Linked DNA regions of Homo sapiens: region 2 is linked to region 1. A link is a loop called in an ENCODE intact Hi-C map of the cell type or tissue named here. Cell type or tissue: B cell. All regions are shown on one strand. Links, peaks and the distances in the headings refer to the core of each region. The heading gives the core; the rest is flanking DNA. Region 1 has its middle 5.6 kb from the start of HLA-DOA. Region 2 has its middle 17 kb from the start of HCG24.

Region 1 (5,380 bases), core at 142-5,141:
CGTGTTGCCCAGGCTTATCCTCCTGAGCTCAGGCAATCTGCCTGGCTCGGCCTCACAAACTGCTAGGATTACAGGCGTGAGCCATCACACCCGGCCAAGTTTTCTTTTTTAATCTTCATTGCCTTTTTTTTTTTTTAAGTGTTACCGATACCTTCTCCATCTTCCCTCTGACTGGATAAGAACTTTAGCATGCTTTCAAATTTATTCACATATTTTCTCCTTCACCAAATTATTTGGTCAACATTACTTTTCATATCTTTTGGCACCTTCTAGAATGCGTTCTCTGATTAGAATTCTTCTTCCAAAAACTTTCAGATGTGGGAATTTGCATAGCAAACCTTCTAAAGTCTTGTATGCTTGATAATTTTTTAAAATTATACCAGCACTTTTGAATAAAGTTTAGCTGTGTATTACATACTATTTGAAGTATTTTCCCCTTTAATATTCTAAATAACATCATTCCAAATTTTTTTTTTTGCATCCAATGTCACAGTTAGAAAATCCCATGTCAGTCTTTCATGCTGGAATCTTCTAGAATTTTCTCATTGTCTTTGATATTTTTAAATTTTGCTAGTGTGTCTAGAGTGGGTTTTTCCTTCTCTCTGTAAGACATTATGGATCTTCTCTATCTTTTAATTCTGGGAATTCATCTTTTTATTTCTTTAACTATTTTTCTCCTCTATTTTTTGTCTTTGTGAAACTCATATAATCTATATTTGGATAATTCTCTCCTCCTTTTCCCCTGACTTTTCTATTGATGACTTCTCAATTCTTCCCTCTTTTGTTCTGAACTAGCTCCTCAGTGTAGTCCTCCATCTTTCTGTTTTGTTTTTCAGTTGCATCTCTCCCACTATTTATCCCATTAATGTGGCTTTTACTTTGACTATTATATATATTTTTTACACCTAGAACTTCTAGGTGTTTTCCCTATATTCTCTATTTTTTCATATTATAATAGCTTCTGACTTTTAAAGTGCACTTTTAATGCTCATTTTAAGCGGCTGGTCTATATTTTCTACCACTTCTTTCAAGGACATAGATGGTCCTGTTTGCTGTTTTTCTTTTGAGGTGTCGGCACTCCCTAAAGGTATTATTTTGACCCACTAGTGGCCATCTGTGTTGGTGTCATGTGTGTAAAGAGAAAGGAGGGCCAGCTGGAGTCCTAGGCCAGCGCAAAACCATAGTCACTACCCTTTGGGTGTCACTTCAGGTCAGGACTTCAGGGTGGGAGCACTAGGAGGCGTAGGGAGCACTGATAGCTGGGGTGGCAGAGGAGGCAATGACTAGGGCAGTCCCCAGCTCCTCCCACTCCAGCAGGATTTCAGCTTGGATTTTCTCACCCACCCCTCAACAGCTGGACAGGCAATCAGGATCTTGCCATCGTTTTTTGCAGCAGGGAGCAGGCAGTGATTGCTCAAGGCCAACACCGGGGAGGCAAGAGCAGAAGGTTCCAGGAACCTTCTCATAGCCACAGCCAGCAAGCAACCCAGTTCAGAACACCTTTCAGTCTCACCAGGGCTTCCTCATTATTTGTTTTCTTGGAATGTATATGTATGGTCCACATTCCCTCCTAGATGGAAAGGGCCTGTAAGAAGGGATCATGGATGATTGAATCTTTGTTACACAATCTTCCTTTTCCCCCTAAACGCTAGCACGTTATTAAATAAATAAGTCAATGATAACAAATAAAAGTGAATAAAGTGGATAACCCTGACTCTAGGGAGAGGTACTGTTATTGGGACTAGAGTCTAATAATGAGGCAAACACAGATTCGACAAAAACTTACTAAAGTGTCCTTTAAAAATGACACAAATCCAGTTGTTCTAAATTGTCTAAAATGCTGACTTTGAGGTAAAGTTGTATCTGTCATGTTCTTTGGAGCATGACAAGTTCAGGTAGGTGTTGGGGGATATTCTTCATTAAATACATGTTTATAGGACACCTGATGTGACTTAGGCACTGTGTGCTGCTCTGGGAGCACAGAAGAGCAGGACATGATCCCCTTCCTCAAGGACTGTGCTGTCCTGTGCAGTAGCCACAAGCCACCTGTAGCTATTAAGCCAAAAAAAACTCTAAGTATAAAATGCCCTGGGATTTGAAGACTTAATTAAATGTATATACATAATCTCAGTAATTTCTATATTAATTAATGTTCAGTTTGCAATTTTTTGTATATTTGCGGTTTAAAATATGTATTAGATTAATCTCACCTGTTTCTTATTGCTTTTTAAATGTAGCTACTAGAAAATTTGAAATTGAATTAAGAGGCTCCCATTATATTTCTACTGGACAGCGCTGCTCTGGGTGCTCTTGGTTGGCTACCAGTTGGCCACTGGCTCCTTTTCTGAGATTTTTACATTTAAGTAGCCAGCTTGCCAGAGTCTTCAAGTCCTTTCCTGTTACTACCTAGATATTCCACCAGAGGGCGACCTTACCATTGAATTTTTCCATTCTGGACCTTAGATCTGACTGTTTGCTGGTGCATCGCTCTGTTTTAATCTATTTTGCTTTAAGTGCCGTGCTAGGCTTTGGGACCACAATTATGGTTCCTGCCAACAAGAATGGCTGTCTTGGAAGTCTGTACACAGAACTAAATACGTGGTGGAAAAAGGAGAAGGTCTATTAATGTGCAATATAAATGTTCATGTGGCCTGCAACTTTCTGGGGCAATCCTTTCCCTAGTAATTAAGCAGTTTCAAGTGCCTGTCTAATTGCAGGAATTCAAATGGCTCACTGCTGTCACCAGAATGTCTGATAATTCCTGGACAGAGAAGTGATGCAAATGTGTGCTTACGTATGGAGTTGATGGCATCTCCTGCACCAGCCTCCTGCCCTGGGCAGACTGTTGTGGTCATTTGGGGGCAGCTCCCCAGCACAGCAGATTTCTTGCTGGCCATCACTTTTCAAACTCTGGACTTCTGCCCTTTGGCTGGGAACTGCTCACTTCCCTTAGAACTTTCCCCTCCCGTCTCCTGACTTCTCTAAATGCCAGAGTTCCAACCTCTGTCTCCTGGGAAATTCTAAGCTAAAATCACTCTTCCTTTATATCTGCAGATAGTTTGAAATTTATACATCAAAAAAAGTAACTTTAAAAATATATAACTGGTCTCATTACACTCTGGAGCAACAATTCCAAATGATGGTAGGAAAACCCCAAAATTGGCCATCGAAAGGCATAGATACAGCCCTTCCTGTTTAAAAGAGGTATTTTTGAAAAACTTCAAATGTCTTCTGGGAAAGGCACAATCTTTCACGGTTTCTTCTCTTCCCCCTCTCCCTCCCCCTTTTGGGAATGACATCCTGGGGCAGAGGATGAACTTACAGAGCGTGCTGGCTGTGGGAAGCTGGGTCTAGGTGGCATTTTTTCTCTTTTCTGATGGTTCTCTGCCCCCAGTTCCTTGGCCTGTCCCCATCGCTCGCCAACATTTCCGTGGCTGGTCTAATCTGCGATCGATTATCCCTGACGAAGGCAGTGGGGCTCAGCCACCTTGCCTGCTGGTGGCCCCAGCGTGGCTCTGCTACTACTCACATCCTTCCAGTTTGGCGAGGCTGCAGCCTGATCCTGGGCCCGTGTGTTCTGGGCTGTGGCCCCTGGCTCCAGGCCAGTTCAAGCCTCTCCATGACCATCCTGAACACCAATTTACTGCACGTCAACTCACTAAAATCAACCCATCAACTAATCAGAAATTAATACATCAAATCATCAATTCCCCAATTTTATCAATTTGCCAAAAACTTGACTTTAAAGTTTTGTCCTTTTATATTGAATTTAATGGTTTTTACAACTTTTGAAGACTTCTGAAAATGTTGGTTAATTTGCCTTTCCTTTTGTTTTCATAGTAGCTTATAAGTAATATTCGATTTGTCAGATGTTGGTGATACAGGGAGAAGATGACAATGGTGACAGAGTGTTTTTCATCTTCCCAAGTGTCCTCACAAAAACAGAGAGTGCAATTGGGATAGCAAAGGAAAATATCCACAGGCAGTGTCTCTTTATCAGACCAGGGATATCCCTAGAAGATCCCGTGAGACTCTAGAATGTGTGTGGGTAGATCCAAGCTGTAGATCCAAGGTAGATCCTGTGGGCTCTAGTGCCATGTGGAGGTAGCAGAGGGTTGAGAGGAGAGGGTTCTGGTGTTTCTAAGATCTCAGGAACACAGAAGTGGCCAGTGAGTGCCCACCTCCCAAAAGAGGTGATCTCAGTCTAGAATGAATCCCCAGCAGAGAGCTCTAAGGACCTAGACTTTTGTAAATTTAGAAACTCCCTTTTCTCTTACCAATGTCTAATTTTTAAGACTATGACTTTGATATAGCTGTCAATATTCTGTTTTGGAATATTGTTTGCTTTTGGTCTTCTGTGATAAAAATCCAAATTTTCCCCTGGGTGAATAGGCATAAGGTCACATCTAAAGAAGTGCAAAAGGAAAACATTAAGACCTCTAGTAAATTAATGTTTTTATAATAACATATATCTCCATATGCTTCACAGAAACATGTAACTTCTGTCTATACAAGCTTTGGGTATTTCATTTATAATGAAATGGCGCATTAACGTGTTTTTCTAAATCAAAAGTCAATTTCCTCCTTGAGATTAATTACATCTCCAGAATATGAAAGCAGCTTCTGACACTATGTATTTGAAATAGCAATTTCCCATGTTTGCTATAACAACAATAAATAAATTGTTGTGTAATACACAAAAGGGAATTCTTAATTCTGCCCTAGGTAGGAGAAGCTAGAGAGAAGATGACGTTTGAACTGTGCCTTGGAGGATAAATACAAGTCTACTGATGCGGAGAAGAGGATGAGAGCCTTGCAAGGAGAGAAGATGGCCTGGGCAAAGGCACAGAGGCCTCAAAGTATATGGTGGGCAGGGGACTGCTGCATGGCCAAGTAAACGAGGAGCCGGAGGAGACGAGGCTTAGGAAACAGGCTGGTGTCAAATTGTGAAAGCCGCAGATGTCCTGCTAAGTAATAGGGTTGTGCCTTATCTATGATTAATGGCAAGCAGGCACAGTTTTTGCCTTGGAGCCCGGTGAAAGCAGGATTGACTTGAATTGATAGAAAGAGAAAAGAGGCAGCAAACCATTTAATTGATTGACTGATCAATTAATTAATTACCCGAGTCTCCTTGTGAAAGTTCCAAACCTTCTCACTCTCCTCTCACTCCACATTCAGTTCTACATAGCAGCAGGAATTCCTTGGCTCTTACTTCATCAAGAAAATTGGTCAGGCACACCCTTCATCAGCGACATTCTGACCATTTGGAGACCCTGGTTTCTCTTTCTTCTTCTTCCTGAAGTCTCAGAGGCTGGGGCTCTTCCTGCTCCAGGCTAACCCTGACCTCCAGTTATGCGCTCGAGACCTTCACTCCTGCCTC
Region 2 (5,380 bases), core at 168-5,167, 110 kb after region 1:
TAAGACATTTACCCTTAGCAAAATGGCTCTGGTTAACTTCCGAACCTAAAATCCCCTTGCTAATTAAGTACTATCCTAATTGGAGACGGAAATGAACGTAGGAACCTAATGGCTGTTTTTCCTGCTGATGAGACAGTATCAGAACTAAAATTTCACTACAGAGGACATTTTACTCCAAACTGTTGAAGACAGTGCTTTCTCGTTCACAGAAGAGGCTTTTCTAGCGGCACGAAAGAATTTGGAAGCGGCAGTGTTACGGTAAAAAACCGACAAGGTGCCTGATGAAGAGGATTTTTATTTCCACTAGGTGGTGCTGTTGGCTTAGCACTACCATGTGCTCGCCAGAGAGGATAGAGAGTAACAGTTACTGCCTGTGGCATTTGCCGATCTTCCCTAACAGGAGTGTTTCCCTGAACTGTAAAACTTCCCGCAAATTGCACACACAGAGAGAGAGGACAGGAGACATAGTGACCACGGATACAAAGGAAAGGAAAATTTTGCAACGGGTTAGCTGGAGATCCATTACCAACACCTGGACAGGCTGTCGGAGGCTGCGTTCAGTCCAGAAGCCTTTGAATAACACCAGGGTGTGCCCTGGCCAGAAATTTTCAGTTGCCCCAAGACTTTCCCAGCCTCATGCGATGGTGAAGTTCTCCATGAAAGGAAACTGGTATGAAGAGATTCTTGAGATTAAAGAACAGATTTGACGTTTGCTCTATACTCACCACTCCGATGTTTCTATCTTCCATTCTGATTTGGATCCCGGATGAGCTCCCAAAATGAAACAGCTCCACTGTCTAGGGTATATACCCTGGTTCTTTACCATAGCCGAAAAGAATTCACAGCACGGACACACACAAGGAGTGGGTTTAGGAGCGGAAAGTTTAATAGAAAAGAGGAGTGAGAGGAAAAGCTTCCTAATGCTGATAAGGCAGGTCACCCAAGAGAGGGTCTCCTGTTTCTGGTGGAAAGCAATTGGTTTTGTACAGAGGCTTGAGGAGGCAGTGATTGATTTACATAGGGCTCAGGGGATTGGTTTGACCAGGTGTGTCATTTACATAACCTGCAAAAAGACTGGCCTTCCCACCCTAGTATTTTATTATACAAATGCGGCCTCCACCTGGTGGCGGCCATGATACCTGTACACGTGCTTTAACCTGGAGGCTGCCTTGACACCTGTAAACGTAGAAGGGAAAGAGGGTGAGAATAGCCATATTGAATTACCTGACTTCCAGGAACAGCTGCCAGCATTTACATAAAAGCTTCTAGTTTGCATATCTATGCCTGAGTTTTCAGGCTGCTTTCTGTTAGAGAAAAAATGGCTTGGGGCTGCTTTTTATTAAAGGAAAATTCCACCCAGAACTTTTACCCTTTTTAGCTGCCTAAAAATAATCTCTTAATAACTCGTGTATTAATTTGGCCAAGAGAGAAATCCCGTGAAGGAGACCAAAAAGCACCAGTGAGCCTCTCACTAAACAAGGACCTTTGTCCTAGAGAAAGAGGAAAGAATGAAGGGGGAGGAGGAGGAGGCTCAGGAGGTCACACCATTGATCCCTCTGTTCCTGGGAAAGTGAAAGGAAGGTCATCTGATAAGAGGGAGAAGATGCACACATTGAGTAAGGATGAGGAGAGTGACATGGGTTTAGGAAAGTTGCTGGCGTAATTGGTTGAGAGAGGTGTCCAAATAAAAGTAATACAATTTGCAAAATCTGTCACTAAGACTTCATAGAGGCCCAAATCAGCGACATGGCAGCATTTTCTTTCATGGTAATCAGCTGCCAGATTGCAGAGACCCCCTGATGCCAGACTAAGGAGTGTGGATTTCTCCTCTAGGCCAGCAGGTCCCCAACCTCACTGCTCAGAAGACTCTCCTTGAGATCCTCTGTGAAGCAAAGATTCCCCCAGACTCACTGCCTAGAGATTCAGATTCCCTAGGTGGGGAGGTCTGGAGATCTGTGTTTTTAATCAGCTCCCAAGTGATTCCCATGTAACCAGATAAGTGTCAGAACACTGAAGATTTTTGAAAATCTTCAGAAATCTTAAAATGACAAGGCTGGAGGCCGGGCGCGGTGGCTCACGCCTGTAATCCCAGCACTTTGGGAGGCCGAGGCGGGTGGATCATGAGGTCAGGAGATCGAGACCATCCTGGCTAACAAGGTGAAACCCCGTCTCTACTAAAAATACAAAAAATTAGCCGGGCGCGGTGGCGGGCGCCTGTAGTCCCAGCTACTCGGGAGGCTGAGGCAGGAGAATGGCGTGAGCCCGGGAGGCGGAGCTTGCAGTGAGCCGAGATTGCGCCACTGCAGTCCGCAGTCCGGCCTGGGCGACAGAGCGAGACTCCGTCTCAAAAAAAAAAAAAAAAAAAAAAAAAAAAAATGACAAGGCTGGAAATCTGTTTTCAGAAGACTGTGAAGTCAGTTGGAGAGAGCAGGAACCAGAGGCAGGGAGATGAGATAAGAAACTGCTATTATTGTCCAGGGAAATCATAATAAGGGCATGAATTAGAATAAAGAAAAACACAGGGGTAGGGGAGACGGAGGAAAGAGGAGGATAGAAGTTCTGGCCATTCCAGTGTGGATGCCCACCCAAATCTAGAATTAACTGAGCAAAGGCAACTAGAACAAACAGGAATCCTTGCCTTGGTGAAATATATTTGAACTGGGTCAGAAATGAGGCCACTGGGTATCAAGCCTTAGCTGCAGCGCCCCCTGGAGGTCTCTGATGTGCTCCAGGCTGACCAGCTCCCGTCAAAGAAGATGGAGCAAAGTGCTTCTCATGGAATGTTCTGGGACCTTAAAACAGACAACCATATATCCCATGACTTTCATGCTTCCCAGGACACCTATGGGGAAGAAGTTCCACTTAATCTACAGTTGGGATTCAGACATGGGCTGACCAGTCTGATGGATGTTGAGTTTATGGAGGTGGTTGAAGTAGAACGAGAGCCAAGTGCCTCTGAAATAAAATCACATCGAGGGAAGAGGCTGTGAATGTGAATAATCCTGGACACAAGGCAAAAATGCCATAGGGAGTAAGGGTTGGGGGTTAGTTAAAGACTGTTCATTTACCTGGCCCAGGCCCATGTCAGTGTATTTGTGTTCTCAAGAACAGAGTAAATAAGGACCTAGAAGCTCTGATTTGGAACATTCCTGTAATTGAGCTGTTCTCTAGGGGCAGTTGGCCCTTTTCTGCCTTCTGTGGAGGAAAAGGGTACTAGTGGCTGAGGTCCAAAGGAAAAGCTGCAGGTGGTAGCGTGGAAATTGATCTGTAAGCGGCAGAAAAAGAGGGGGCAAAAATAGAGAGGTGCCAAGGCACAGCCAACACCTGGTTATCTGAGAACCTCAATGGATGTGACAACACAGTGCAGAGGAGGAACTTAGGGAAAAGGATGGGATTTCTACTATTTAAGCATGTAGGGGCTCAGGATATTATGTAAATAGGACGATTTTGAGTGTTTGTAGGCGAGGCCAAAAAATCCATAGGTTACTTGCAGAATAAGTCACGTCAAGCTCACTTTATTTTCTTGATATATTTATGAAATATAGTTATTGGATTAATAGACCATGAGAATGTTGTTTATATATATATTAATTTCAAGAAATCATTTGAGCAAATTTTTCATCTTTTGCATCAGGATAGAGCACTCAAAAGATAAGGTAGTGTCGCTGCTGATTAAATATTCTTTGTCCAAAGGCTGTTAATCAGTGGCTGATAGATAAGATTTCTTTTAAATGTGCTACAAACTGGTAAGTTTGTGTGCCTCCTATTCTTCTCAATACTATTTCTATAGTTTCAATACTCCCCTTATCTGCTGACCTAATCACATCATTCCTACTTTTTTTTTTTTTTTTTTTTTTTTTTTTGAGATGGAGTTTCACTCTTGTTGTCCAGGCTGGAGTGCAATGGTGGGATCTTAGCTCATGCAACCTCTGCCTCCGGGGTTCAAGCGATTCTCCTGCCTCAGCCTCCTGAGTAGCTGGGATTACAGGCATGCACCACCACACCCAGCTAATTTTGTATTTTTAGTAGAGACAGGGTTTCTCCATGTTAGTCAGGCTGGTCTCGAACCACCTGCCTCAGCCTCCCAAAGTGCTGGGATTACAGGTGTAAGCCACTGCGCCTGGCCATCATTCCTATTTTCAACATCTAGAAATCAATTCCATAATGAGCATGTCTAAGAAATAATAATCTCAAATGCTATTCCACTTTTCCACTTCGCCACTCCTAGTCCAGCCTAGGGTGAACATCTCCCCTCCAAGAAGGAGCCCCAGCAGCACCACGACCTGCTTGTCTACCACGTGACAGATTTCTACCCAGACAGCATTCAAGTCCGATGCTTCCTGAATGGACAGGAGGAAACAGCTGGGGTCGTGTCCACCAACCTGATCCGTAATGGAGACTGGACCTTCCAGATCCTGGAGATGCTGGAAATGACCCCCCAGCAGGGAAACATCTACACCTGCCAAGTGGAGCACCCCAGCCTGGACAGTCCTGTCACCGTGGAGTGGAGTGAGGGTCTGATGACCCTCTAGACTCCACCTCTGAAGAGCAGGGGACTCTCTGGCTCTGGGGTCCACTCATCTGGTTTTATGTGTCTATACCCTGGGACCATGTCCGACCCCATTTTTCTTCTATAGAAGACACTGAGTGTAGTTTTAACCTGGGGACAATGGAGACTTGCCTGCCCCCGGCCTAGGAGGTCCTAAGGATTCATAGTTCCTCTCCTTGTCCAAGAATCTAGGGATGCAGACACCTTCCTGAACTGACGTTACACATGGGAACTGTTGTCTTCCTTCAGCCTTTTAGCTTATTCTAAGTTATTTTGAGAGGCAACTAATTGAATCTGAATTTGTCTGTTGTTGAGGTCACACCCTCTGTTCTAGAATTGAGAGAGTGACTGTTTCTCAGTTTCCTGTCATGCAAGGTGTATTCCCCTCGCTCTCCTCGTGCCAATATTCTGCATCAGGCTGCAGGATCTCAGACAGGACATGAGCAGGGGTGCAGCTGCTGGAGGTGACTCTGAACCTGAGCCTGTTCTTCCTAGAGGCACAGTCTGATTCTGTGCAGAGCAAGATGCTGACAGGAGCCAGGGGCTTCATGCTGGGGCTCATCATCTGTGGAGTGGACATCTTCACGCACAGAAGGAGGAAGAAAGGTGAGAAATCCTGTGAGGTGACCGATACCCACCTTTCTCCTGACTTGCTCACCCTTCTTCCATGATGAGGGGCTGAGACAAAAAAGCAATGCCAGAGAGCTTGCTGAAATCACATAGTCAGGAAACAAAGACAGCTTCTAAGGAGAGAGGAATCCCAGCCTGGCATCTTAATGCAGCCAGATGCATGAGGTCCCAGTTACTCAGGCTCCTGCAGAGCGTCCATTG

What was found. Hi-C counts contacts between places; a loop is a spot of excess contacts. Peaks named below come from ENCODE experiments on the same cell type or tissue, not always from the same donor. Only the 100,000 strongest peaks of a DNase experiment are listed, where the experiment ranks them.
Region 2: a loop joins it to region 1, with 10 times the contacts of the local background. A loop is called at or near these places in 6 of 110 quality-filtered maps.

Annotation. Positions count from the first base shown.
Region 1 is chr6:33,012,524-33,017,903 of GRCh38, forward strand. No RefSeq gene overlaps it. Among named protein-coding and RNA genes, the nearest start is that of HLA-DOA, 5.6 kb to the left of the region's middle. In B cell, for the core only: CTCF peaks have their summits at 2,409 (motif pointing right) and 2,610; a DNase peak (open chromatin) is centred at 2,438; H3K4me3 peaks cover 1,416 bases; H3K27ac peaks cover 2,659 bases.
Region 2 is chr6:33,123,590-33,128,969 of GRCh38, forward strand. It overlaps the pseudogene HLA-DPB2. Among named protein-coding and RNA genes, the nearest start is that of HCG24, 17 kb to the right of the region's middle. In B cell, for the core only: CTCF peaks have their summits at 345 (motif pointing right), 2,709 (motif pointing left) and 2,914; DNase peaks (open chromatin) are centred at 312 and 2,702.